2 separate regions of the Homo sapiens genome follow, and region 2 is linked to region 1. Evidence: read pairs that join two places in POLR2A ChIA-PET (ENCODE). Cell type or tissue: Panc1. All regions are shown on one strand. Links, peaks and the distances in the headings refer to the core of each region. The heading gives the core; the rest is flanking DNA. Region 1 has its middle 26 kb from the start of UBR2. Region 2 overlaps LOC124900214 (arf-GAP with GTPase, ANK repeat and PH domain-containing protein 2-like).

The links. Peaks named below come from ENCODE experiments on the same cell type or tissue, not always from the same donor. Only the 100,000 strongest peaks of a DNase experiment are listed, where the experiment ranks them.
Region 2: POLR2A ChIA-PET joins it to region 1 with 5 read pairs; 20 of 35 experiments call an interaction of 5 or more read pairs at or near these places.

What each region holds. Positions count from the first base shown.
Region 1 is chr6:42,533,222-42,543,339 of GRCh38, reverse strand. No RefSeq gene overlaps it. Among named protein-coding and RNA genes, the nearest start is that of UBR2, 26 kb to the left of the region's middle. In Panc1, for the core only: no CTCF peak of the experiment used is centred there; no DNase peak of the experiment used is centred there; H3K27ac peaks cover 381 bases.
Region 2 is chr6:42,456,758-42,466,875 of GRCh38, reverse strand. LOC124900214 (arf-GAP with GTPase, ANK repeat and PH domain-containing protein 2-like) reads right to left here. Exons shown (of 4, transcript XM_047419627.1): 4 at 9,692-10,118. LOC107986596 (a long non-coding RNA gene) reads right to left here. Exons shown (of 5, transcript NR_171668.1): 5 at 9,692-10,118. Among named protein-coding and RNA genes, the nearest start is that of TRERF1, 9.9 kb to the right of the region's middle. In Panc1, for the core only: no CTCF peak of the experiment used is centred there; no DNase peak of the experiment used is centred there.

The DNA of each region.
Region 1 (10,118 bases), core at 3,446-8,445:
AAATGACTAGCCAACATGATTTGTTGATAACCTCTGGGCCGGGCACGGTGGCTCACGCCTGTAATCCCAGCACTTTGGGAGGCCGAGGCGGGCGGATCACGAGGTCAGCAGATCGAGACCATCCTGGCTAACACGGTGAAACCCCGTCTCTACTAAAAATACAAAAAATTAGCCGGGCGTGGTGGCGGGCGCCTGTAGTCCCAGCTACTCGGGAGGCTGAGGCAGGAGAATGGCGTGAACCCGGGAGGCAGAGCTTGCAGTGAGCCGAGATTGCGCCACTGCACTCCAGCCTGGGCGACAGAGCAAGACTCCGTCTCAAAAAAAAAAAAAAAAAAGACAAAAAGAAAACCTCTGCTTTTTCCCACTGATTTGAAGTGCCGCTCATATCACACTTTAAATCCTCATTTGTATATGGGACTTTTCCTGAATTCTTTAATCTGTTACAATTGTCTATATTTCTGAACCAGCACCAAATTGTTACAAATAAGGTAGATTTTTAATGCATTTTAGTATTTAGTATTTGTTTTCCCTGGAGTTAATAATTGTCACTTTTTTCCTCCATTTCCTCAGTTGTTTTTTCTTAATGTCATTATCATTCATTCAACCTCAAACTCTTTTTTTTTTTTTTGAGACGGAGTCTTGCTCTGTCGCCCAGGCTGGAGTGCAGTGGCACAATCTCGGCTCGGCTCACTGCAAGCTCCGCCTCTCAGGTTCACGCCATTCTCCTGCCTCAGCCTCCCGAGTAGCTGGGACTACAGGCGCCTGCCACCACGCCCGGCTATTTTTTTGTATTATTTTAGTAGAGACGGGGTTTCATCGTGTTATCGAGGATGGTCTCGATCTCCTGACCTCGTGATCCGCCTGCCTCGGCCTCCCAAAGTGCTGGGATTACAGGCGTGAGCCACTGCACCCGGCCTCAACCTCAAACTCTTACCTAGCTTATATATCTCTTTGCGAGATTGATTATTTTCTCAACGTTATCTCCCTGAAAAAAAAAATCTGGGCTTGCCGCTCTCCATGATGGGTGCACATTTTGTATCCCTTTGTCTTCTGTCATGGTCTCCTGGGATTCCCTTAGCCTGTGATAGAGCTCCAGTTTCCTGGACATTCTGTCTTCCTTGTTTTGTTTTCTTTACTGTCATGTTTGGATAAAACATACCCTTCAATAGCTTCATAAGGAAGGGTGCATGGGGGGTAAATTTTCTCACATCTAAAATATTTTTATTTTGCTCTCATACTTGAAAAATGGCTGGACATGGTTTCTCTAGATTGAAAATCATTTTACTCTAGAATTTTGAAGGCATTGCTTTTTTGCTTTCCAGCTTCCTGTTGAGAAGTCAGAAGCCATTTTTGTCCCTGATCTTTTATATGGGTCCTTTGGCTTTCTCTCCAGAAATGTGGAAGATATTTTTCTTCGTCCCCATTGTGAAATCTGCATGATGTACCTTAGTATAGGTCTATTTTAATTCTTTGTGCTGGACACTTTTAATTTGGAAACTCATACTATACATTTCTGGGCAATTCCCTTGAACTATTTCTTTAACGGTTTCCTTTCTTTCATGTTCACTGTTTATTCTTTCTGGGACTCCTACTATTTGGGTCATGTTCCACCTGAACTAGCCTTCTAATTTTCTTATCTTTTCATTCCTATTTTCTACCTCTTTGTGTTTGAACTCTACATACTTAGAGATTTCCTCAACATCATCTTCCAAACTTTCTGTATATTAAAAATAATCTCTGCTATCATGTCATTAATTTGCAACGGCCCTCTCTCATTCTTTTCCCTGTGAATATTTTTTTCTTTGTAGCACTCTATACTTAGTTTATGGATATGATATTACAATTGCTTTTAACTTTTCTAAGGATATTGTGATAGTTAATTTGATGTGTCAACTTGACTGGGCCCATAGGGTACCCAGATATTTGGTTAAACATTATTCTGGGTTATCTGCAGGCAGGGTGACAAGGGGGTTTCTGGATGAGATTAACATTTGAATCAGTAGACTGAGTAAAACAAATTGCCTTCACCAACGTGAGCAAGCCTGATTCAATCTGTGGTATTCAATTTGAATAGAACAAAAAGGCTGAGCAAGAGGGAATTTGCTTTCTCTACCTTATGGTGTTTGACCTGGGACATTGGGCTTCTGTCTTTGGACATGGACTGGAACTTACATCATCAGCCTACTGGTTCTCAGGCTTTTAGACTGCAGATTTGTGGACTTCTTAGCCTCCATATTCGTGTGAGCCAATTCCTTATAATAATCTCCCCTTTATATATCTACATCTATTATTTATTTATTTATTTATTGCTACTAGCAGGATCAACCAGATAAATATCTATCTGTCTATCTATCTATCCATCCATCCATCCATTTACCTTATTGTTCCTGTTTCTCTGGAGAATCCTAATATTCATATTAATGATAAGATTTGTTTTGTTTTAGTTTTCTTCTCCTTGTGTAATTGCATAATTCATTTTCTCCAAGTTTCTTTTTTCTATTTGTACATTTTAGTTTCTAGTGATCCATGTTAGAAGTTTTCCTCAGATGCCTCAGGTGATCCTTGGTAGTTTGCTCCTATTTAAGCTGATTGGAAACTTTGACAATGCAAGGAAGGATTTATAGGGTGTTCTGGCTGGATGGTTTCATTGGAGGAATGCTTGAGGTCTATACGTTTATGTCTTTACTTGTCAGCTGATCAGATTCCCCAGATGTGTCCTTTCCCATCTCTGTCTGGAAGGGTGCAAGCCAGGCTGCCAATGTTATAGGAGCAGAGGCGGAAGAAGGCAAGAGTTTCTGCCTCTAGTGCTTACACCTAATCCTGTTTTCTCTCCCTTTCTTTCTTTCTTTCTTTCTTTCTTTCTTTCTTTCTTTCTTTCTTTCTTTCTTTCTTTCTTTCTTTCTTCTTTCTTTCCTTCTTTCTTTCTCTTTCTTTCCTTCCTTCCTTCCTTTCTTTCTTTCTTTCTTTCCTTCCTTCCTTCCTTCCTTCCTTCCTTCCTTCCTTCCTTCCTTTCTCTCTCTTTCTCTCTTTCTCCTTCCTTCCTTCCTTCCCTCCTTCCTTTTTTGAAATGGAGTCTCGCTTTATCGCCCAGGCTGGAGTGCAGTGGTGCGATCTCAGCTCACTGCAACCTCTGCCTCCCGGGTTCAAGTGATTCTCCTGCCTCAGCCTCCTAAGTAGCTGGGATTATAGGTGTGCACCACCACGCCCGGCTAGTTTTTTGTATTTTTAGTAGACATGGAGTTTCACCATGTTGGTCAGGCTGGTCTTGAACTCCTGACCTTGTGATCTGCCTGCCCTGGCCTCCCAAAGTGCTGGGATTACAGGCATGAGCCACTGCACCCGGCATCCTGTTTTCTGTGTAGTGTCAAGTGTGCCTAGTGTCCTCCAGACCAGACATCTACCTCACCCTCACCCCCAGTTTACCCTTTTTAGGCAATAAACCACCAATCTGTTGCTGTGGGGAGACAGGGAGTTGGGGGGGCATCTAAGGCTCTAATTGCTTTTATTTATTTATTTATTAACTAGAGAGAGAGAGTTGTGCTCTATCGCCCAGGCTGGAGTGCAGTGTCACAATCATAACCCACTGTAACCTTGAACTCCTGGGCTCAAGCAATTCTTCTACCTCCACCTCCTGAGTAGCTAGGACTACAGGTGTGCGCTATTTTTATTTATTTATTTATTTTTGGTAGAGACAAGTTCCCACTATGTTGCCCAGGCTGGTCTTGAATTACTGGCCTCAAGTGATCCTTCCACCTCAGCCTCCCAGAGTGCTGCGATTACAGGTGTGAGCCACTATGCCAGGCCTCTAATTGCTTCTTAAGTGGTATTTCCATCAGTTCTCTGTTTTATCTCTCTTTCATTTCCAAAGATAAATGGTTCCATCCATTCCTGAGCCTTTTGGGAGATTCTGTCGTGTAAATTGATTTGATTTCTATCTTTCTCCACTGCCACCTTAGGATTCTGTTTTCTTAGGTCTGAGTCATTTACTTATAGCATAGCTATTCATTTGTATATTTATTTTGCAATTAGATACTGAAGTGCATTTGCTTACTCTTAAGTTTTCAAAGTACACAGTACTATAACAACTGCAAATAATGAAAATTTTCCTTCCCTTACTAACTTTTATACCTTAATATTTATTTTAATATTTATTTTCCTTCTAAAATACTATTGGCTTATACCTTCACTACAATGTGAAATAGTAGTAGTGATACGGGCATCCTTGTCTTTTTCCTGGATTTGCTGGGATTCTTTTAGTATTTCACCATTAAGCATGCTGCTGGTTTGGATCTGATTGCATACATTTATTTATTGTGTTAAGGAAATATCTCTCTTTTTTATTAAAAGGTTTGTGTCAGAAATGAATGTATAATTTTTCCAAATACCTTTTGGTCCCCTACAGATTTTTTTTTTTTTTGAGATGGAGTCTTGATCTGTTGTCCAGGCTGGAGTGCAGTGGCACGATCTCGGCTCACTGCAACCTCTACCTCCCAGGTTCAAACAATTCTCCTGCCTCAGCCTCCCGAGTAGCTGGGGTTACAGGTGCCTGCCACCACGCCCAGCTAATTTTTGTATTTTTAGTAGAGGCGGGGTTTCACCATATTGGCCAGGAGGAACTCCCGACCTCAGGTGGTCCACCCACCTTGGCCTCCCAAAGTGCTGGGATTACAGGTGTGAGCCACTGCGCCTGGCCTCCCCTACAGATTTTTAAAATCCATATTCATGAGAGAAATTTGCCTGCATTTTTTCTATTCAATGCTGTATTTTTTAGGTTTTAGTATCAGTGTCATATTGCTTTTGTAAAAAAATAATCTAAAAGCTTGCTTTCTCTCTTATACTTTGGAACAGTTTAACAGCATTGGAACTATCTGGTGAGTAATTTAAAAAATTAGTGTCCAGTACCTGAACAGACTGACCCTCTACCCTCCTTCAAATCAAATAATAGTTTATAGGGTGATGCCTACTTGTAAGTCAGCTCCGCAAGCTGTGGTCTCAGCAACTACAGAGGTAATATTAAATGAAAGACACAAAATTTACTTTCTCGAAGCTTCAGGCAGCCGGAAAAGGAGGAGAAGGGAAAGGAAAAGGAAGAGGAGGAAGTTAATTGTGTTGTTTGGACAAGAATGTAGTTCAACAGACTGTTTTTCTTCAGCCAACAACAAGACAAGCCTGATAAAAAAAGGACGAAGTAAAAGGAATTTCTGCTACTCCTTTCTCCAAAGCTCTCAGACTTGGCCTCACGATTCTGTAGTCTCCTCAAGAGTCCTGTAGAAGATTTCCCAGAGGAGATAGGTAAGGCTGTCTCTGGGCCACTGGAACAAGGTCTGGGGTTGCTGCTTGCTGACAAACAGCAAAGTGCTGTGTTGGTTTAGTGATTTGCTGATCCCTTTTCTTTGATGAAGATGGTGTTTGATTCATTGCATCAGCTTGATTTGGCTAACTCAAGACCTGGCTTTTCACAGTTTATCTACTACCTGGGGAAACACTGAGGTGGAAGGTTCTAGAAAAAGTTCAGTGTATTATAAATGAGAGACTTCTGATTATGTCTGCAAGTGGAAGTTGCTGCTGCCCAAGGCTTGATTTCACCATCAGACAGTGGCCAAATGGGATGACTCTTACAATTCTCCAAGTGTACAGTGAAATGGGGAGGTTTCGAAGATGCCTTCATATTTTAGATGGGCTTGGAGCTTAGACCACTTCCATATTCCCTTTTAACTGTCATAATTGATGAGGGAGTCAGTATAGCTCAAGTGACCAAGAGCATAGACTCTGGATTAGACAGATCTAGTGTGGATCCCATTTCTGCTCTAATTAGCTCCATCAAATTAATGAACCTCCCTGAGCCTCAGCTTATCTGGAAAATGAGGACAGTCATCGAACTTACCTCACTCAGAAGGCTGATGTGAAGATGAAGTGAGATATTGGGTAAAAGGCTCCTGACAGGATGTCAGGCCCATAAGTGAGGACCTATAAGTGATTGTTATTGTTGGTGTTACTATTATTCTATATGTCTTCTGGGACTGATGCTTCTGTCACTAAATAAGTGAATAAAGCTCCTGCTCATGGAGAGAGGCTGTTAAGGGTCAGGCCTGTCTGGGAGTTCGATAGCAGCTGGGGACTTGCCTAAACCGATCCACCCCATGGTTAGCAGGAAGATGCTGATCCCTTAGTCTCCTGTTCTCACTTCCACATCTTTTGTCTTAGGGGAAGTGGTAGGAACTTCTTGGATGTGCAAGCTCTGTCCTCTGAAAGTAGACCAGGGTCTTTATTCTGGTTGTGAGTGGAGAGTGAACTCCAAGTCAGAAAATCTTGTTACTTCTGATTAGTCATCAACAGAGCAAGGCCCCCTCGGGGGACTCACCTGCTCCCTGCACCATCGAACGTGCTCTGAGTATCACACCACCTCTCAACATCTTCTCCTGGACAACCCTGTGCTGCTCAGCTGCTCCTGCCCTCTGACACTAGCCTCCAGTTGGGTTCTCTCTCTGACTGGAATAGCCTGGACTGGTTGTGGATAAAGAAGTTTGCCCCCTCCTTCTCCCTCATTTTGCCCTCTTTGCAATGTCTTTCCTCTCTCTTCCTACCCCAGGGACCCCCTAGTCTTCACTTCCTTCAGTTACCCTGTGTTTTCCCATCCTCTTCCACACTTCTTCCCATTGCAATCACATTTTAAATCCTTTATTCAAAAGTTTAATAAATGAATCTAATTACTTAAAGTATGTGCTAAGCTCTCTTGCTTGTAGTAAATGGCTTTCTTTGGTTTATCTCAAATAATTCTCTTCCTCCAGTGGGAGGGTAGGTTACATAATTATTGTGAAGAACCCACATGGTAATTGGGGGAATCAGGGCACTGCCGGCACCAGAGTGGCTGCCCAGCTGGGCCTCATTGCAGCTACAGCATGGCTGGGGAACCAGAAGTGGGGCCCAGGATACAGAGCTCTGGGGACAGTAACGTGTCCCCCTCTCAGCAGGAGATTGTCTACCTTTTGACATGACTGTGACACAGCCTCCTTCTGCCTCTGATTCTCACACTTTTGCCACTACCAGCTCACCTCTAACCCTTCTTTTCTTTGCCTCATGGCTTCTGTTCTCTACAAGCTTCTACTTATCAAGAGTTCTGGTTCTCAATGGCTTCTATGACCTCATGGCACTGCCTCTTCTTTGGTGGACAGGAGTTTTTACAGTGGAGCCCCTCACGGGCTGCTGCTGGCTGGGCCACTCATTGGCTGACCCTGCATTGGTTTTCCACCCCTGATCCATTCGCCAGTGGACACAGAAGACCCATGGCTCTGGGCTGGGTGTGGTGGCTCACACCTGTAATCCCAGCACTTTGGGAGGCCAAGGTGGGCAGATCACCTGAGGTCGGGAGTTCAAGACCAGCCTGGCCAACATGGTGAAACCCTGTCTCTACTAAAAATAAGAAAAATTTGCCAGGCCTGGTGGCTTGTGCTCCCAGTTACTGTAGTCCCAGCTACTTGGGAGGCTGAGGCAGAAGAATCGCATGAACCCAGGAGGCGGAGGTTGCAGTGAGCCAAGATTGCACCACTGCATTCCAACCTGGGCGACAAGAGTGAAACACTGTTTCAAAAAAAAAAAGAAAGAAAGAAAGAAGAAGACACGTGGCTCTGAACTTGCTCCTCAGCACAGGGACTGTTTGTGTACCCAGCACTCTGAGCTTGGCTTTATCCAGGAAACACCATGATCTTCCTATAAGAATTTCAGTGATTCCCTATCTAGATGATTGGCAGAACCTCATGGGTAAATTTTTAAAAATACAGATTTCTAGGAGACACTTATCTGTAAAATGATTACAGTGATAACACCTACCTCACAGGATTGGTGTGGCTGATTTTTTTTTCTCTTTTTTTTTTCCAAAAAAATAATTCTTTTTGCTATGTTTGTAATGCCAAATGTTTGGAAATCTAAGTTCCCCCAAATGGGAACTTAATAGATCAGTGGTTCTCAAGGTCTGAGAAGAGGAAAGAAGGATAGTGTATCAGAATTACTCGGGGACCCCCATACTTGACCTCTGCAACCAGAATGGAGGGGGGTGCTGAAATTCCCAGACTCTATACCAGCTGCAAACCCCATCTCCACATCACTGCACTAAGTAACTTACAGTATGTCTTTAAAATAGAATCTCGTGTAGCCAATCAAATTGGTTTTGCAGAAGTCCATTTTGTTTAACATGCAAAGAAGGTCATGATGGATCATTGAATTAAAAAAGCACGTTGTAAAACAGGACTATGATTGGATCTAATTTTTAGGGGAAAAAAGTATGTACATCTATGTATACCTAAGGGCCTGGAATAGTAAAAGTATGGTTGGCAGACCTGCTACCCCAGCATTACCAGGGAGCTTGATAGAAATGTAGCATCTGGAGCCCCACTCCAGACCACTGACTGAGAATCTGCATTTTGACAAGATCTCCACGTGATTGGTGTGCACATTAAAGTGTGAGGCTCACTGCTCTAGAACACTGGTTCTTGTCTTGGGTGCTCATTAGAATTCACCTGGGGAGCATGGAAAAAATAATCCTCATGCCCAGGTGGTACCCAGATCAATTTAATCCTAGTGTCTGTGGGTAAAGACTGGCACCATATAGCTTTAAACTCCCAGAGATCTTGATGAGCAGCCAGGATGAAAACAGCTGCTGTGAGGATATATCCTAGGTGTTAGACTGATTGTCCTGCAGATGGTGAGAATCTGGTGGTTCTTCTTTCTGCTTTTCTATATTTTCTGATTTTTGTCTAAGAAGCACATGTAGTTTTTGTAATGAGAAAGAAATTATTTTTAATTTAAAACCCTTAATTAATGCAAGGCTCATCCAAGGTTTAGACAGAAGCCTCAAAATGAGGAAGACGTTTTAGAGGAGGATTTGTAACAGAAAGAGAAAGGAAGGCCAGACATGGTGGCTCAAGCCTGTAATCCCAGCACTTTGGGAGGCCAAGGTGGGCTGATTTCTTGAGGCCAGGAGTTCGAGACCAGCCTGGGCAACATGGCGAAACCTCATCTCTACAAAAATTAGCCGGGTGTGGTGGCACATGCCTGTAGTCCCAGCTACTCGTGGAGCTGAGGTGGGAGGATCACTTGAGCCTGGGAGGCAGAGGCTGCAGTGAGCTGAGATCGTGCCACTCCAGGTTGGGCGACAGAGCCAGACCTTACCTCAGGAAAAAAAAAAAAAAAAGGAAGGGAACAAAAGGCAACACGGGCTAAAATGGTTGAAAGACACCATTTCAGAGGAAAATTAGGAGTCACTCCTCACTCCACCTAACACCTGATCTGGTATATCCCTGACCTGGTACATCTCCTCCACTTGAGAAAGAAGGAACTGAGCATTGCTGAGAGTGTACTAATTACCCAGCAGTGTAATAGGTGTTTCTTCCTTTTTTTTTTTTTTTGAGACAGAGTCTCTGTCGTCCAGGCTGGAGTGCATTGACTCAATCTTGGCTCATTGCAACCTCTGCCTCTGTCGGGTTCAAGTGATTCTCCTGCCTCCCCCTCCTGAGTAACTGGGACTACAAGCGCTCACCACCATGCCCAACTAATTTTTGTATTTTTAGTAGAGATGGGGTTTCACCATGTTGGCTAGGCTGGTCTCGATCTCCTAACCTCAAATTATCTGCCCGCCTTGGCCTCCCAAAGTGCTGGGATTATAAGTGTGAGCCACTGCACCTGGCCTATAATAGGTGTTTCATGGATCCTTATGAACTGTGAGTGTAAAATACACACCAGATATCAAAAAGACTTACTATAAAAAAGAAACATAAAATAGTTCATAATGCTTCATATTAAATACACATTGAAACATATTGTTTTGGATATATTTGGGTTAAATTAAATATATTGTTAAAATGTATTTCACTCGTCTCTTTATCTTTTTAAATTTGACTACTAGAAAATTTAAAATTTCATCTGTAGCTCACATTTGTGGTTCATACTTTATTTCTAGATGGTCAGTGGCAACTAGAGTAGCAGACACATGGGGATTACTTACGCTGGTTGTTCATTTTTTTTTGGACCCCTCCTAAGAGCAGAGAAAGAGGTGAGAGAGGAAGTAACTTCTCCCAAGCCTGTCTGATTGAGGATTGGATGGAAAACAGGTTAAAATGAATTTG
Region 2 (10,118 bases), core at 3,291-8,290, 76 kb after region 1:
GCTCCTCACTTCCCAGTAGGGGCGGCCGGGCAGAGGCACCCCTCACCTCCCGGACGGGGTGGCTGGCCAGGCGGGGGGCTGACCCCCCCACCTCCCTCCCGGACGGGGTGGCTGGTCGGGCAGAGGGGCTCCTCACTTCCCAGTAGGGGCGGCCGGGCAGAGGCGCCCCTCACCTCCCGGAAGGGGCGGCTGGCCTGGCGGGGCTGACCCCCACCTCCCTCCTGGACGGGGTGGCTGCCGGGTGGAGACGCTCCTCACTTCCCAGACGGGGTGTCAGCCGGGCGGAGGGGCTCCTCACTTCTCAGACGGGGCGGCTGCCGGGTGGAGGGGCTCCTCACTTCTCAGATGGGGCGGTTGCCAGGCGGAGGGTCTCCTCACTTCTCAGACGGGGCGGCCGGGCAGAGACGCTCCTCACCTCCCAGACGGGGTCGCGGCCGGGCAGAGGCGCTTCTCACATCCCAGATGGGGCGGCGGGGCTGAGGCGCTTCCCACATCTCAGACGATGGGCGGCCGGGCAGAGACGCTCCTCACTTCCTAGATGTGATGGTGGCCGGGAAGAGGCGCTCCTCACTTCCTAGGTGGGATGGTGGCCGGGCAGAGAGGCTCCTCACTTTCCAGACTGGGCAGCCAGGCAGAGGGGCTCCTCACATCCCAGACGATGGGCGGCCAGGCAGAGACGCTCCTCACTTCCCAGACGGGGTGGCGGCCGGGCAGAGGCTGCAATCTCGGCACTTTGGGAGGCCAAGGCAGGCGGCTGGGAGGTGGAGGTTGTAGTGAGCCGAGATCACGCCACTGCACTCCAGCCTGGGCACCATTGAGCACTGAGTTCATTAAAATGCTTACATTAAGAAAAAAGAAAGGTCTAGGCCGGGCATGGTGGCTCACGCCTGGGATCCCAGCACTTTGGGAGGCTGAAGTGGGCATATTGCTTGAGATCAGGAGTTCGAGACCAGCCTGGCCAACATAGTGAAACCCTGTGTCTACTAAAAATACAAAAATCAGAAGGGTGTGGTGGCTGATACCTGTAATTCCAGCTACTTGGGAGGATGAGGTGGAAGAATAACTGGAACCTGGGAGGGTGAGATTGCAGGGAGCCAAGATCAAGCCACTGCACTCCAGCCTGGGCGACAGAGTGAAACTCTGTCTAGAAAGAAAGAAAGAAAGAGAGAGAGAGAGACAGAGGAAGGAAGGAAGGAAGGAAGGAAAGAACGAAGGAAGGAAGGAAGGAAAGAAGGGAGGGAGGGAGGGAGGGAAGAAAAAAAAACCCACAAAGGTCTCAAAGCAACAAATTAGTCTTCTACCTTAAAAAACTAACAAAAAGAAGAGCAAAATAAAATCCAATGCAAGCAGAAGGAAGGAAATAATAAAGAGGAGAACTCAATAACATTGATTACAGAAAAACAATAGAGAATATCAATAAAATAAAAAGATCTCCAAGCTCAGATAGGTGAATTTCTATTAAACTTTTAATGAACAAATAGCACCAATTCTACACAATCTTTTTCAGAAAATAGGAGAGAAAGGAACACTTCCCAGTTCATATTATGAGGCTGGACAAAGACAATACAGGAAAACTATAGACCAATATCCTTCATGAACAGTACACAAAAATTTTCATGAAAAATTAGGAAATTGAATCCAGCAATATGTAAAAAGAATAACATTTGGCCAGGTGCGGTGGCTCACACCTGTAATCCCGGCACTTTGGGAGGCTGACGTGGGCAGATCACAAGGTCAGGAGTTCGAGACCAGCCTGCCCAACATGGTGAAACGCTGTCTCTACTAAAAATAGAAAAATTAGTCAGGCATGATGGCGCGTGCCTGTAATTGCAGCTACTCAGGAGGCTGAGGCAGGAGAATCGCTTGAACCCAGGAGGCAGAGGTTGCAGTGAGCCGAGATTGTGCCACTGCACTCCAGCCTGGGTGACAGAGTGAGACTCCGTCTCAAAAAAAAAAAAAAAAAATTTCATGACCACATGGGGTTTATCCTAGATCCTAGGAATGCAAGGCTGGTTCCATGTTCAAAAATCAATTATTATAATCCACCAAATTAAAAAACCAGAGAGTAAAAATGACAACAGCATATCAAACAAAGCAAAAAGAAAGCATTTCAAAAAGCCCAGCATTCCTTAATGGTAAAAACCCTCGGCAATCTAGAAATAAAAGAGAATTTCCTTTATTTGATAATTTACAAAATACCAAAGTGAACATCATACTTAATGGTAAAAGACTGAATACTTTCCCCTAGGATAGAAAGCAAGGCAGGGATGTCCACTTTCATCTCTCCTATTCAATATGGTACTGGAAGTCCTAGCCAGTACAGTAAGGCAGAGAAAAAAAGTAAAAGGCATACAGATTAGAAAGAAAAATACTGTTCCTATTTGCAAGTGATGATTTTCTATGTAGAAAATCCCAAGGAATATCCAAAGAAACTCCTACCCTAATTAATGAATTTATTATAGTCCCAGTGTATAAAGTCAACTCAAAAAAATGTATCATGCTTCTATATATTTTATTTTAAAATTTGGAAACCAATATTTTAAAAAATACTAATTAAAATTTTAAAATGAGAAATACTTAGGTATAAATATACCAAAACTTGTGCAGGATATCTATATGCTGACAAGTATGAACACTGATGAAAGAAACCAAAGAAGACATAATAAATGGAGAGACATAATGTGGGTTGGAAGATTTAATTTAGTTAAAATGTCAAATTCTTCTCACATTAATCTATAGATGTAATGCAATTCCAATAAAAATTCCAATAGGACTTTTGTAAGTATACACAAGCTGATTCTAAAATTTATTTGGAAAGGCAAAGGGATCAGAAGAGCCAAAACCATTTTTAAAAAGAAGAATAAAGCAGGAAGAACAGGTCTACCCGATTTTAAGACTTGCTGTAAAGTAACAGTAATCTGGATAGTGTGCTATTGGCAGAGGATAGATGCACAGGCCAATTAATAAGGATAAAATGTCCAGAAATAAAGTCACAAATGTGGATTGCTGAAAAAGGTACAAACGCAATTAAATGGAAAAGTGATAATCTTTTTAACATGTGGTGTTGGAACAACTGACATCTGTATACAAAAATATTCCACAAAAAAAATAAAAACAGGCTGGGAACAGTGACTTGCACTTGTAATCCCAGCACTTAGGGAGGCTGAGGTGGGAGGATTGCTCAAGCCATGAGTTCGAGACCAGCCTAGGCAACATAGAGAGAGCTCATCTCTACAAAAAAAAAAAAAAAAAAAAAAAAAAAAAAAAAAAATGAGCCAGGAGTGGTAGTGCATGCCTGTAGCCCCAGCTACTTGGGAGGCTGAGGTGGGAGGATCACTTGAACCTGGGAGGTCAAGGCTGGAGTGAGCCGAGATTGTGCCAGTGCACTCTAGCCTGGGTGACAGAATAAGACCCTGTCTCAAAAACAAACAAACGAACACATAACAACAACAACAATAACAACAAAATTAAAAACAAAAAAGTTTCATCTCAATCTCACACCTTATATAAAAATTAACTCAAAAATGCATCATAGATGTAAAAATAAAATGTAAAACTATACAACTTTTAGAAGAAAACAGTAGAAATGTACATGATTTGGGATTAGGGAGTGTTCTTAGACCTAACATCAAAAGTACAACCTGGCCGGGCGCGGTGGCTCATGCCTGTAATCCCAGCACTTTGGGAGGCCGAGGCAGGTGCATCATGAGGTCAGGAGATCGAGACCATCCTGGCTAACACGGTGAAACCCTGACACTACTAAAAATACTAAAAATTAGCCGAGCGTGGTGGCAGGCGCCTGTAGTCCCAGCTACTCGGGAGGCTGAGGCAGGAGAATGGCGTGAACCCGGAAGGCAGAGGTTGCAGTGAGCTGAAATCGCGCCACTGCACTCCAGCCTGGGCAACAGAGGGAGACTCCGTCTCAAAAAAAAAAAAAAAAAAAAGTACAACCCATAAAATGGGAAAGTAACAAATTGGATTTTATTAAAATTAAAAGCTTTGGCTTTGTGAAATACACCGTTAAGAGAATGAAACTGTAGACTAAGGGAAAATATTTGCAAATTGCATGTGCAAAGGAGTTGTACCTAGAAAAACTCCTCAAAGCTCAATAGCAGGAAAACAACCAAATTAAAAATCAGGAAAACATCTTGTTAGTTTAATACTTTTCTTTTCTTTTTTCTTTCTTTTCTTTTCTCTTTCTCTCCTCTCTCTCTTTCTTTCTCCCTTTCTTTCATTCTTTCTCGCTTTCTCTCTCTCTCTCTGTCTTTCCTTCTTTTTTTTTTTTTTTTTTTTTTTGAGGCAGACTCTCACTCTGTCGCCCAGGCTGGAGTGCAGTGGCACAATCTCGGCTCACTGCAAAACCTCCGCCTCCTGGGTTCAAGAGATTCTCCTGCCTCAACCTCCAGGTAGCTGGGATTACAGCCGCCCACCACCATGCCCAAGTAATTTTTGTATTTTTTTAGTAGAGACGGGGTTTCACCATGTTGGCCAGGCTGGTCTTGAACTCCTGACCTCAAGTGATCCGCTGCGCCGGGCCTAGTTTTTTTTTTTTTTTTTGAGATGGAGTCTCGCTCTGTAGCCCGGGCTGGAGTGCAGTGGTGCAATCTCGGCTCACTGCAACCTCTGCTTCCCAGGTTCACACCATTCTCCTGCCTCAGCCTCCCAAGTAGCTGGGACTACAGGCACCTGCCACCAAGCCCTGCTAATTTTTTTGTATTTTTAGTAGAGACAGGGTTTCACCGTGTTAGCCAGGATGGTCTCGATCTCCTGACCTTGTGATCTGCCGCCTCAGCCTCCCAAAGTGCTGGGATTACAGGTGTGAGCCACCGCACCAGCTAGTTTAATTCTTACAATCCTTAAAGCAAGGATTTTACATCGTGATATTAAACATCGTGATATTAAACATCATGATAGAAAACCAATGACCAATGACTTTGTTTCCAGTGCCTTTATAAAAAATAGTACTTTATAGATAATTTATGTCAGTGTACACGGGGTATACAAGTAATTGAGATTTTAAATTTTACTCTGTTTAATATTATGGGAAACTTATAAGCTAGGTATTTTATTCACTTCAGTTTAATGCAAGTGGTTAGCTCTTCCAGAAAGTTTTCTGTGACTTTTTTTTTTTTTGAGACCGAGTCTGGAGTTCGAGACCAGCCTGGCTAACATGGTGAAACCCTGTCTCTACTAAAAATACAAAAATTAGCCGGCCATGGTAGTGGTGGGGGCCTGTAACCCCAGCTACTTGGGAGGCTGAGGCAGGAGAATCACTTGAACCTGGAAGGCAGAGGTTGCAGTGAGCCGAGATCATGCCATTGCACTCCAGCCTGGGCAACAACAACTACTACTATATCTATCTATCTATCTATCTATCTATCTATCTATCTATCTATCTATCTATCTATCTAATCTATCTATCCTGAATAGGTAAATCCAGAGACAGAGGCAGATTAGTGGTTTCCAGGGGCTGAGGAGAAGAAATGAGGATTAACTGCTTTATGTGTAAAGTTTCCCTTCAGGATGATACAAATATTTTGGAACTAGATAGAGGTGATGGCTACACAAGATTGTGAATGTACAAAATGCCACTTAATCATACACTTTAAAATGGCTAAGTTTGTGTTCTGTATATTTTACCTCAATTTGAAAAAGAAGGTTGTGTCTCTGGAATCTTGTTTATGTTTGTAGAAAAATCTTTATTTTTCAGGGAAATCATAAAGAGTGAATCTAGCTCTGCCCATTTCTGAGCTAGGAACTATGAGTGGAATCCAAATGAATCAGAGCCACGCTGTTTTTTTGAAAGTGAACTGGATAGTCTAATAATGTGCTGAGGAATTCAGTAGTCAGAATGGTTACAAGTTAGCATAATGTATTCCCATTACACCACCTTTTCAATGCTCCTCCTATGTAAAAGGTATCAATAAATATATAATTGAACCAAAATCCTCTTTGTTGGAATATATTCTATTCAGCTGCTATTGCCCAAGTGGCCCTTGCAAATCTTGGGATGCTGTGCCTGTGAAAGCATTTTGTATTGTGATGGTGGCCTCAGGGTGAGGGAAGTGAGGATCAAGGGGAATGGGCTGTTTGCAAAATGTGGCTTCGGGGCCTGGAATGTTTAAAAAATTTTGAAATCCCAGCCTTTTCTTTTCATTAGTGATGACCCTTTCAAACACCCAAGCCTCTTTTCTTGAAATTCTTAATCTCGTTTTTCCTTTAAAAATGTATAAAATCCCGTGCATGATACATGCCGAATGACTGTCCTTTAAAAATCATTACAATGTAAAGTTCTTTACTGAAATTTGTTTATTTGTATTTTATTTACTCTTAACCATGATCCTGAAATTTTTAGGTACAAGTTCTGGGCTGGATCTTCTCTGATTGCTCTTTATAGACCTACTTGCTACCTTTCTCTACTGTACCCTAGGCCCTGGAAGGCTGACCTCCATCGATTCCATCAGTGGGCTCCCATACCCTCTGGCTTCCTGTCAGGTTCAGCCGTGGGAGGCACAAACAGATCAGAGGGTAGGAAGAGAAATAATTTGGGATACGTATTTATCCACCTCCCTCTCTGCAGGCTATGAATTGGCTGTGGTTGTGTTCTTCTACTGAAGGCCACAGCTCCTTTTAGGTGGGCCTCTCTTACAGCTACACCTGTGGCCACAACTTCAGCAATCACTTTCACTCCATTGCAGATATTTTTTTTCTTGCTGTTTCTGAACTAGGAATGGTAAAGGCTCCATATTGGTTTTGGTCCTTTGGTGCTATACCACCCCTTGCTGGTTTCCCTTAATCCTGCACACACGTAATTTGTGGGGCCGGTGCAATGCAGGGTCCTTTGTTCAAAAATTACAAAGGTCGGCCGGAGTGGTTCATGCTTGTAATCCCAGCACTTCAGGAGGCCGAGGCAGGAGGACTGCTTGAGGCCAGCAGCTCAAGATGAGCCAGGGCAACATAACTAGACTCTTCCATTTCTATATACATTTTAAAAATTCCAAAGAATTTAAAGATGGGGATTGCAAAGCATTAAACTAGTGTGTGGCCCCTCTAATTTTGAGGTCTAGTTGCACAGGTTGCACACCCATGGAGCTCGGTCCTGCCTGCACTGTATTGTAAATACTACTTACCTTAAATGATCTGCAGTTATCTATTGAGAATACCACCTGTTTCCTGCCAGAATTCTTTCTGATACAAGGTCTCATGTGTTCTCTCTCCCACTTAAAAAGAATTGTGGCTCCATTAGGGAATCTGGAAAACTAGCTGTAATCTATACTCACTGTGCAATTTAAAACTTTAGTAGATTTGCATCTGCAATAGGAAATTAACTAATTCTCTCTTTTCCTCACCCTCACAGCTAAAGCCACTCATTTGGGACTAACTTGAAGCTGGGAACTATTGTGGGCCACCATAGCCCTTGCATGCCACCTACTATTGCCACAGCTGAAATGTGTGACTCCCAAGCACGCCTCCTGGGCAGGTGCAGGAAGTTTTAGGAGTTACCCAAACCAGTTGATCACTTCTAGTTTTTTGTATTGGATACAGAATCTACTAAATAGGCTAATTAAAAAATATATGGCTTAAGCTGAGAACCTTCTCATATCCTGGAACCTATTTTTCTCTCTGGCTAGAAACTTACCCTAGATAGCAATCTCTTAGTATTACTAAACAAATATCAGTTAGGCCTCTGGTCTTGAGTAAGGCCAGCTCTCTCAATACCATCCTTAACAGAATTGAGGGTTGAAGTTACTACAATAAATTATGCTGCCTTGTTGGTTTCAAATGGGAGTTCCATAAACCCTCCTGTGCCTCAATTTTCTGTTTTTGTTTTCATTGCTTTGGTTGTTGCAGATTCAAGGATGGCAAAGAAACAAGGGTTTGAGAAACACCCTACAACCCTATTGTTTCATTGCTTTCACTTGCCACTGAAAGTGAACGACTCGCCTGCCTCTGGATCACTGGGACTGCTTCAACAACTGCATGAATTATATCCATCACTCATCCCTAAAGCACACACTTGATTTGTGCTATCCCCTTCATTTGGTCCTGTTGCCTCTCTGAGACTTCATTCTGCAGCAGTGGGTAGAAAGGCAACTGAGGTGGTATTTCCCCCTCCATGCTCTTGTCTATTTTTCCATGCCTGCAGTTTGTCCAGTTTTTAAGAAGCTCTCCCAAAGCTCCACCTTTAATATAAAGGGAAGTATTTTATAGAAGGGTTCACTTATTTGAAGAGTTACCAAATATATTGTCTTATCTTTTCCCCAAAATGCACACTTTCTCTTAAAGAGGACAAACTTTCATTTCAAAACGGGGTCATATGTAAAAATCATTCCAGCTGCTTAAATCCAGAGCATGGAAAAATTACTCCAAGAACAATATACAAATGCTCACTGGGCCTAAAACGTTTCGTTTGATTATGGACTGGATACATTTCCATTCAGCTCTGATTTGTTCCTGAGATAGGCAAATAACCAGCGTAGCCTCAGAAATGATCCTTCTCTTGGGAAAGCCAGCAGCATTGTGGACAGTCTAGACAACTAGAAGGAGCCAGAGAGTTCTAGCATCTAAACTGAAAACGAGGGAAGTCAGTCACAGTTCTGGACTGGGTGGCAGAACCGTGAGCAGAGTTGAGAATTTCACCCAGTGCATCTGATTCCAAGTCTATAAATTCTTGAGGTGTCTCTGCAGTGATGCACATTTTCAGGGAAAACCAGCCCCTAACTTTAATTTGCCTGTTCCTGTCACCCAGTCCTTCTGCCATTTACCTTCATATATGCTGTCTTCTGTGGAATTAAATGCGTCCTTAACAATTACCTGTCTACCTTGCTCTTTTCAGGGCTCAGGTCTGACTTACATGCTACCCTGAATGGCTCATGGTGACAAAAAATGCCATTTCTGGATGCCTATTATGTACTAGCATTGTATTTTGTTAACTTAAAAAATGTTAGGCTGGGTGCAGTGGCTCATGCCTATAATCCCAGCACTTTGAGAGGCTGAGGTGGGAGGATCCCGTGAGCCCAGGACTTTAAGACCAGTGTGGGCAAAATCGCAAAACCCGTCTCTACAAAAGAGAAAAATTTAGCCAGGCATGGTGGTGCACACCTGCAGTCCCAGCTACTTGGGAGGCAGACGTGCAAGGATCACCTGAGCCTGGGAGGTTGAGGCCGCAGTGAACTGTGATTATGCCACTGCACTGCAGCCTGGGTGAAAGAGCAAGACTGTTTCAAAAATACATGTATGTAATTATTTATAACAGTAATAATTCAACAAGCCTCATAATTTTTAATTTTAATGCTTAAAAGGGTTATGTTTATTTTACTTTTAAATTTATTTCATTTTATTATTTTTCAACCTGATCATCTCAGACAATAAATTTATTTCAAATGTATTTGAAACATGTCAAATATTCAACAGCAGTAGGGAAACTAGTATGGAAAGTTCCATATGGGAAATGGAATAATGAATAACTTCAACAATTTTCCGTATTTCACTAATCTTGTTTCATTTATTTAGTGTTTTGATGGGGAGGGGATGGAGTATTGGAAAGCAAATCCTAGATATATTTTCACTCAAAATGCCTCATTATGTATCTGTAATAGATAAGAACTTAAAAAAAACTGCAATGCCATTATCATATCTGAAAAAGTGATTAATTTCTTAATATCAGATAGTCTACATTTTGTCTCAAAAATGTCTTTTAAAAAAATCTTATTTATTCAAATCAAATCCTCACAAGATCTAAATATTGTATTTAGTTGTTACTAACATTTTAGAATGTTATTTATTTTAGAAGTCATTTATTTACATGCATTTAACCTTTATATTAAACCAACGCAGAAGGTATGGTCCCAGCTCAGAGAGGTTAAGAAACCTTACCAAGGTCTCATTGCTGGCAGGCACCGGACACATAATTTGAATTAAATCTTCTTAACTCCAAAGCCTCCATGCCACTCCTTCTGATGCAGGCTAACAGAATTTTTCCTGTGTTGCAGAGAGGCAAAAGGGCCACTATTTAAGAGAGAGGGTCCGGGTGTGGTGGCTCATGCATGTAATCCCAGCACTTTTTGAGGCCGAGGCAGGCAAATCGCTTGAGTCCAGGAGTTCGAAACCAGTCTGGG